2 separate regions of the Homo sapiens genome follow, and region 2 is linked to region 1. Evidence: chromatin contacts called from ENCODE Hi-C or POLR2A ChIA-PET data. All regions are on one chromosome and are shown on one strand. The core of a region is the stretch at or near the end of the contact, and the rest is flanking DNA. Distances in the headings are between cores, read along the strand shown. Region 1 overlaps RASSF8 (Ras association domain family member 8). Region 2 holds the start of SSPN (sarcospan).

What was found. A loop is a pair of places that touch in the nucleus more often than their neighbours do. ChIA-PET counts read pairs that join two places held with the same protein, here RNA polymerase II (POLR2A). Pooled maps may share reads with other maps.
Region 2: a pooled map of gastrocnemius medialis shows a loop between it and region 1 (2.1-fold over the local background). The contact joins the promoter of SSPN here to the enhancer-like site in region 1. A Hi-C loop is called at or near these places in 1 of 50 pooled maps. POLR2A ChIA-PET finds 5 or more read pairs at or near these places in 4 of 52 experiments (H1, OCI-LY7, PC-9 and 1 more).

The regions. Positions count from the first base shown.
Region 1 is chr12:26,045,165-26,049,733 of GRCh38, forward strand. All of the region lies in intron 2 of RASSF8 (Ras association domain family member 8), which reads left to right. Among named protein-coding and RNA genes, the nearest start is that of BHLHE41, 78 kb to the right of the region's middle. RefSeq lists an enhancer at 2,279-2,878. Within about 2 kb of position 2,672, at least 3 of the 41 ENCODE cell types and tissues checked have a DNase peak (open chromatin) inside an H3K27ac peak, as active enhancers do.
Region 2 is chr12:26,193,551-26,198,119 of GRCh38, forward strand. It overlaps SSPN (sarcospan), which reads left to right and starts at 2,023. Exons shown (of 3, transcript NM_005086.5): 1 at 2,023-2,401. The coding sequence starts at 2,123.

The DNA of each region.
Region 1 (4,569 bases), core at 1,422-3,921:
TTGTTCTCTATGAACTGAAATAGCCTTAATTTAACAAAGACTCATAGGGATCATGCATGATTGGTTTTACCAAATATTATTTTTGGCTTCCATATCCTTAAAGCATTTAATATTTTATCAACTGAATAAGTATAGTAAAGAAATTTTAAGAAACATTAAAGTTTTCTGCTTTGCCTGCTGTGCTCATTAAATTTTAACATTGAAGTCCAATAGAAGTTTTGTAGTCTAGCAGCCACTCTGACTCATGAGTCAGGGGCTCAAATTTTCCTTAATCTTACATATTTGTTTTATTACCGTTTCCTCACAAAATTATTTTATTTTGTCTTTGAAGTATTTCCATACCAACTTAGCTTTAAAAATGTATACCTGCAAAGGAATATGCTTTGATATGTGACATTTGGCTCTTTGAAGCCACCACTGTAGTCCTCACAATGGACAATGTTTTGTTGAAAAGTTTTCACATTTACTTTATTGTAACTATAGAAATGTTCTTGTTTGTCAGGATTTATGGGCTCAATATTTACAATACCATAAATGAGAAGTCCATAGTCATCTTGGTTTCATGGATAAAAAATAAATGTCTTTTTATCCCCTATTAAGTAGAATGGTGGATTTCATTGCAAAATGTTAAATATTAAATATGTAAATAATTCAAGTAGTTTGATTTTTAAATATTAAATTAAGGAATTAGATTCATTATACCTGAATGGTGACTGGAAGGTAACGAACTTAATTTGCCATCTCTTACGTAGACAAAAAGTCCCTAATCAGGTGGCCCATACCTATTCAGGTGTGCAGAAGAAAAGTGATTCTATTTTTGGCAGACAGATTTTAATGGAAAGGACATAGATTTGGGCGATCAGATAACATCTGGATTCAGACTGGAGCTCTATTCCTGCTTTACTGAGATGAGAGAGACTGGAAGGAGCAGTTTTCACCAGGAACCTCAGGGGTTGTATATTCCTAAGTCTGATTTGAACACCACCTCTTTCTTCTCCTTATTTCTGTGGCAACAATTGACTAAATTTATATCATTTGGTTTAGTAGTGTTGGAAATTATAATTCCCATGGTCACATTTACTTGATTACTTTCTCTCCTAAGCCAGAATTAGTGATTACAAATGTCCTTGCAAACTTTGCTAATAACTTTATTTCATGAATAGAAGTAACTGTGTCACTAGTGGTTCTGAGTGTTAGATTTGCATCTGCCACTTACTGGGTGGGTAACCCTGAGTAAGTTACTGATTCTCTATGCCTGCATTTCCTCTTTTGTTTAATAATTCATGTCACATAGAGCAACAGATGAGTATTAAAAGGATTAAATATCTGTTCTGCCTTGGTGACAGCCAAAAAGATTTAAAAAATTTTTTAAAGGATTAAATAAAAGGGTGCCTGGGCACAGTGGCTCAGGGCTATAATCCCAGCACTTTGGGAGATCGAGGTAGGAGAATCACTTGAGACCAGAAGTTCAAGACCAGCTGGGCAACATAAGGAGACCCCATCTCTTTAAAAAAAAATAGTATTTATATAAAACAGTCAACATTGCGTCTTTCACATAGTAAGAATTCTTGTTGCTAGATTCAGTAAAAGCAAGGTGTTACCATTTGGCTAGTTAGTTTTCAATGAAGGTACCAATGTGTACCTGCTTAAGGAGAAATATCACAGATATAGTTATACTTAAATCTACCTTAAAATATCACCAAGTTTTCACTAATTTTGTTTTTCCATAGGAGTGTATTATACTCACTGTCAGTTTTCTCATGATTTGTGAAAGAAAGCCATGAAATAGCACATGTAGTAGAAAGCATAATTTAATTGATGGCAGAGTTCAGGGATTTTCACATGAAGACTTTGAGAGTGTGGTCTCTAATCCCAGTTCTGAGAGCTTTAACGGGAGTTAAACCATCATAGAACTTGGCACTGCACACATGCCTCAGATCATCTCTGGAGGGTTGCAAAGTAGTCTGGGAACCTAACAGAAAGTATAATTGCAAAACAGATGGCTTTTTATGTTCCTTTTTATAATACTGCAGCAAGAAATGGAGCCCAATGGTATATTATTTTTATATTTCTTATTTATGAGATTTTGTGCCAGGAAGGTCAAATTGTAAGGTCCCATATTGTTCCACCTTCCATAAACATTTAAGAAAATTAGCAAGAACAGACCACACACAGTTTTTTCTTGCTAATGTTCTTATATCAATAATAACTCATTTTATGATCTCTTTTAACTAGAATTCTTGAGAGGGGCAACTCCCTCAACATCTTCTGTACTGGGCCCTTTAATATATGTAAAACTTAATCATTTAATTTCAGTTTTCTGAATAATCTAAAGTAGTTTTGTGCAAAGACTGGCTCTGCCGTCACCTGTGCATGGGACCTTGATCCTGTGTATAACCTGGCCAGGCCTCAGCCTTCTATGTTCAGTGAAATGACTGTACTAGTTGATGACCAGTGGGCTGCCAGCTATGAAAGGCGAGACATATTAATGCTTTGAATGAAACTATGTCGACTTAGCTGGTAACTACCGTCTCTAGCAGCAGAGAGGCCTGGACAAAAGAGCACCAGCAGGAGATCCACCTGCCTGGGTCCCTTCAGGGCTGCCCTGCCATCAGGGGTCAGATTGTAGGCATGGCTTCAAAGACAGCCACACTGTGAAAGTTTAAGAGTTTGTAGTACTTACTGACCCTGGGGGGTACACAGCACGCCTGGAGGCCACATGTAGGTAGGTCAGGTTGCAAGCAGGTAGAGAGAAAGGGAGCTGGCAAGTAGCATTCTATTTTGGGTAATGAAATGTGAGTCACAGGCAGATGCCGTAAGGGTCCATTTAAAGGAAGCGGCTAGAAAGCAGGAAGCCCAGTCCATGAGGCAGGAGAGATACCTCCAAGTTTTTATTCCTGGCCACTGGCTGGAACCATTTGGGTAGGCTGTAGTACTGGAAACTATGTCAAGGGCAATTGAGCCGGGTTGACTTATATTTAAAAATGGATGCTGAGGCAGCATAAAATTAAAAGCACTCACTGTGCACTGTGCTGATCCATTTGGTTTCCGGGAACTCTGAAATGCATAACCTTTTACATGCCTGGAGAAAGTACCATCATTCACCCATCCCTGACATCTCTAGGTATGAGAAGCTGACAGCTTCTTTAGAGCCTTCACCAGGTAGAACCAAATGTATTTTTGAGTGTTGCTGGTAGGCTTATGACTTGGGAAGAAGAATATAGCAAGGCTGGAGTGGTAGAGAGGAGGGGGAAAAAAAGAAAAGAAAGATGCATATGCTGAGAATAATGGCATTTGTGTGGAATGGTGGATTCCAGTTAGAGGTGACTCAGGGCTACTAGTACTGGAGAGATTGGGCCCATCAGGAATTGTCTTGTAATGAGGGCTACAGGGCCATTGGAAGCCCTGACCAAGACTGAATTGTACATTTCTGTGTGTTGCTCTCCATTCATTCCTTTGCACTATTTTCATTTTTCATACCTCCCAAGTGGCTATTTTTTCATGCCACTCATGGCTCTCTCTAGCCTCTCTGTGCCTTCTTCCTCTCTCACCTTTTTGTTTTTGTTTTGTTTTTTGTTTGTTTGTTTTGTTTTGTTTTGTTTTTTTCAGACGGAGTTTCACTCTTGTCGCCCAGGCTGGAGTGCAATGGTGCATTCTTGGCTCACCGCAACCTCCACCTCTCATGTTAAAGCGATTCTCCTGCCTCAGCCTCCCTAGTAGCTGGGATTACAGGTGCCCACCACCATACCCAGCTAATTTTTTTTTGTATTTTTAGTAGAGACGGGGTTTCACCATATTGGCCAGGCCGGTCTCGAACTCCTGACCTCAGGTGATCCGCCTACCTTGGCCTCCCAAAGTGCTGGGATTACAGGCGTGAACCACTGTGCCCAGCCCTCCTTCATCTTTTTTAAGGTATGGTGTTCTGGGCTTAAAATCCCAAGCTAAATACTTGCCTTGTAAGTGCACTTCTGTCAGATAGATGTCACAGAAGAATTCAGTCTAATAAGCATGTTCTTGTGTTTCCATGGGGTATTAGAATGATTTTACAAAACATAACTTGGAAGGGATGGGAAGAAATGACTTTTTAGTGGTGTTGGCTAGTAAATTAGATTAGTAAGAGGAATTATTCTGAAGCTGGGCTAATTTTTGAGATGAGCCTTTGATTATTGAAAACATATCTCTTAGTTTTCTAAAACAGGTAATTTTACATAAAGATTTTGTTTTTCCTTGAATTACAATTACTACATAAAAATCTTACATTTCCACTGTGAACTTTAATTGACTGGCAAAAATTAACCCAAATTGTTAATTTAGAAATAAGTGCCATCCTTCAGTTATTCTGCAGCATATTGTACTCCCAAAAGATTTCCAATGCTGTTTTATGCACCGTTGATTAACCCTGCTGGGTATGAGAGAAGTCTCTACTTCAAAGTCATAGAGCTTTAACATTGTATATGGTCGAAAAAATATAATTGTCAGTAAGCTATCTGGAGCTGGGCTTTTAATAAGAAACTCAACTGAGTGCCCTTGTAGCACTCAGTGTAAATTTGATGCTCAATGAAAAACTAA
Region 2 (4,569 bases), core at 773-3,272, 150 kb after region 1:
TTCCATAGGAAAACCAAGCATTTTGTTGTTTTGTCATTTGGGTTCTTCTCAGTCAGGCCCAAGTCAGGTGGGTGTCCTGGTATAACGCCAGTTTTTATTTGTCTGTTCACAATAGAAAGCCCTTGTGGTGTGATGGCCCCAAAGCTGACCATAAACTTGCCTCAGCCACTCTGTTTTTCTGGTAAGAGTGAGTGCTATTTCTACTGCCTCTGCATGGAACTGGGATGTGTGGTTTAGATTCTGTTTTCTAAGCAAATGTATTTGTTCCCTGAACCATTATTTTTCTCACTGGTCCAGATGGAAGGCATAAGGAGAACACCTAAGTTCATAAAATAAGTAAGGGTGAAGTACATACTTTTTGTCTTCAAAGTTACTTTTGTGGGGACTTGGCAGTTTACAAAAAGAGCTGATGATGATTAGTTTCTAATTCTAAAGCAAACAGCAGGGAATTGGATTTTCTTTAAATTTTCCAATAGCAAACAAGCTAGGAGTAGCCTTTATCCTAACATCTTGGCAACATCACTTATTTTTGAATATAGCTTTCTGAATGTTACAATGACCATACCAAAGGAGATATAAATACCCCCAAAGTGATGGGATCATTTTTTAGTGGTTTCGCTGAAATTTGCTCTAAGTGCTACTGAGTAGAGGTATGCGGGAATAAGAATAATCAGTTTTATTGATTTCTTCTGTGACTCTGGGCCAGGACCAAGTCTATTTTGAACATCTTTATATCCTAGCACATTGTAGGTGCTTTAAAAATAACTCTTAAATATTGACTGAGTAAAAGCGTCTATCTCTAAGATGGTCAATCCAATCCCCCTAAGCACTGTTGTGGAGATGAGTGAAGACTAACTAGGAGTCTTGCTCTGTCGCCCAGGCTGGAGTGCAGTGCCATGATCACGGCTCACTACAACCTCTGCCTCCCAGGTTCAAGCGATTCTCCTGCCTCAGCCTCCCGAGTAGCTGAGACTACAGGTGCGTGCCACCACGCCTGTCTAATTTTTGTAGTTTTAGTGGAGACGGGGTTTCACCATGTTGGCCAGGCTAGTCTTGAACTCCTGACCTTGTGATCCGCCCACCTCGGCCTCCCAAAGTGTTGGGATTACAGGCGTGAGCCAACAGAGCTTTTAAAAACAAATACACGTGAGAGGCCGGGTGCATGGTGGCTCACGCCTGTAATTCCAGCACTTTGGGAAGCTGAAGCAGCAGGATCCCTTGAAGCCAGGAGTTCAAGACCAGTTTGGACAACATAATGAGATCCCATCTCTATGAAAAAAATTTTAAAAAATTAGCCAGATGTGGTGGTGATTGCCTGTAGTCCCAGCCACTTGGAGACTGAGGAGAGAGAAGCTGTTGAGTCCAGGAGTCTGAGGCTGCAGTGAGCTAGGATGGTGACAATGCACTCCAGCCTGGGCAACACAGTGAGCCCCTGTTTGGAAAATAATAATAATAATTAATAACATATGTGAAAGAGAGTTCACAATTAGTCCAATATCTTTAGAAAGATTCAAAAACACCTAAATGCGAAAAATGCCTTTATTCATTTGTCAGCTGGATTACAGAAAGTAGGAAGAAAAGAGCCTGTGCCTCTGTAGGAAAGTAACAACGACTTAACTTCTGGAAATGACTTCGCAGCTTAGAGCCCAGCAGTGCCTATTTTGGATTAAACTGTGTATTAATTAAGCTCAAACGATTTCAACATTCATCACCTTGCATTGCACTTCACAGAAAGCAAAACCAAAACAATCCTGGAGTTTTGAGTGAGGAAAACAGACGCCCCGCACTCGCACACGCGCGCACTCGCAGCCTGTCTGAAGTGCAGAGGTTCAGGCGGCCAAGGGACCCGCGCCGGTTTCCGCGGGCGACCTGCAAATCCTGCCCGGGGCCCGGCAGGCGCTGCGTCCCGGCGCGTTGGCAGTTGGCGACCCCCCTCGAATCCCCCCTCTGCTGCGGGCTCCCCGTGGCCTTTGGAGGCTCGGTGAGTCGGCTCCAAATGTTTTCCATATTTGTTCAGCCTCCATAATTCGAATACCAGGGCAGGCCGAGCCAGCCGTGCGCCGCGCTCCAGGGCCCAGGGCGCCGCACACGCACCCACCCACCCACCCAGCCTCGCAGCGCCATGGGCAAGAACAAGCAGCCACGCGGCCAGCAGAGGCAGGGGGGCCCGCCGGCCGCGGACGCCGCTGGGCCCGACGACATGGAGCCGAAGAAGGGCACGGGGGCCCCCAAGGAGTGCGGGGAGGAGGAGCCCCGGACCTGCTGCGGCTGCCGGTTCCCGCTGCTGCTCGCCCTGCTGCAGCTGGCCCTGGGCATCGCCGTGACCGTGGTGGGCTTCCTCATGGCGAGCATCAGCTCCTCCCTGCTAGTCAGGGACACTCCATTTTGGGCTGGGATCATTGTAAGCATCAAGTCTGTTTTGCCTAAGCGCGTTTGCCAAACAGGAATGCGAAGTCGCATGGTCGAGTTGAGACTAACCCAGCTGCATGTGCCCTTCCCCGGGTTCACTCTTCTAACTCGCGCTCTGCTCGGTGACTGATGCGTGGGGCACTGGGTTTTCCCGGGCGGGGCAGGGCTGGACGCGATAGGGCTCCTGCCCCTCTCCTGCTCGCGGCTCCCAGCGCCTCCACGGGGCCTGACTCTGACGCTCTGGAGCTGGGGAGTTCATTTCAAAAGCTGCTTATTTTGGTCAGACTGAACAGCCTCAATAACAACAGCGGATTCATTCGGGCTTTTTCCTTATCCTGTTACCCAGACCCCACCCCTGTCCTTAAACAAGTGGCAAAAAGTGAATTAAGTTCATCTAGTGAAAGCAGGAGAGGAGAAAGCCTGTACTTGGAGTTGCCACATTGAGTAGCATTCATTTTATGTTTTAAACTGAGGCTCCATTAGTAAGTTTCCTGAAATGATGGGCTAAGGCAGGAAATGCGAATACAGCAAGCACAGCCTTAATCCACTGGAGTCTAAAGTGGGATAAACCCAGGGCGCTGGCCATGGCAGAAGTATATTTGGGACTCCACCGATGGATGTACTGTTCTAAGTTGAACAGTACTCAGCTGTTGTGAGTGTTGAAACATGTAGCATACTTGGCTTGATTAAATGAATTCTTTAATGTAAAACGGGTGCCACTTACTGAATACCTACTGTGTGCTCGCCCTGCTAGAGGCCTGACACATATTATTTCTAATCCCCACATCGTCCTGATGGGATCGTTTTAATCATTCTCACTTCTCAAATGAGGGAACCCAGGCCAGACTCACCCAGGGTCATGAGTGGGTAAAGCATTCAGCCATGCTGATTCCTCTTTATGCTAGACTATATCTGCGTTTTCCTCATTGAACCACACTGCCACCACATTTGGTTTGTAACTTTAATATTATGTTATATTACAGTGTCTTGTAGCATATTAAACTCTTTCACATGCATTATTTCATTTGAGCCACGAAACAACACTTTGAAGTGGGAACTGTTATTCCTTTTGGATGTGAGGAAATAGGCTAAGAGAAGTTAGATGACATTCTCAAGCCCAGAGATTGAATGTGGTCGAATCAAGAGAGACTAGAAATGACATTTTTGACTCCTTGTCTCATATTGCATCCTTACTGCTATTACTGACCACAGGAACTGTAACTCACAAAACGTCCCTCAAAATAATTTTGTATCAGGGACAGACATTAGAGAGACCTGATATATATGCATCGATGGAGGTATTTCCTAATTAAGATTATTTGAATACACAATTTTTGCATAGTAATTTAAAACTTTAATTTTTGTACTAAGAATTCCCATGAAATTACCATGATTGGAGTTTTCTAAATCAAGTGATTTTAAAAATAGCTTTTCAGTAAGATATACTGGGTATTTCAGGCACCTCAATGACGATCCACATACCCAGGGGGAAAATATGTCTGTCCTTTAATGCCAGGGGAATTAAAACAAACAAAGAATGAAGCTCTTTCATTCAGTGTTTTTAAATATCATTTGCAAATGTGTTCCCCATCCTTCCTTTATTGCAGCTTCAAAAGCTCAGCACCAAAGAGGCAAATTAGATGGAGAAAAAACTTATTTTAGGGTTTAAGGCATGAACATAAAAACCATGCAACTCAGAAATTTTATGAACTAAAGCTCCTGTGGGAGATGATGTTCCTAATTGCCCTGGAAGCTCCCTGGGTGTTGCACAAAGGGCATTATATACAGCCAGGTCTCTGCTCTTTCTGGTTTTCTTTTTTATCATCTAGGATTCATTTGAAGTTTGCTCTCAGTACATAGCCCTGATGAAATCTGTCATCTTAGATTTTCTTTCAACTGAGAATCTATGTAGAGGAGAGCAGCTAGTAGAGATGTCCTGAGACTAGTGAGGAGGGTCTCTGAGGAGCCAGGCCAGGAACAACTCTCATCCTAGCAGGGCCAGAATTTGGGCATGTGTCACTGTCTCACACAGACACCATGCTCTGCTTGTCCTCACTACTCTGTCTGTGGTTGGTCACAGGGCACTCTTCCAAGCTTTCAGGGAAGGGAAAAGATAACGAGGCAGATGGCAAAGTGCAGATGTGTACACACCACACCTGG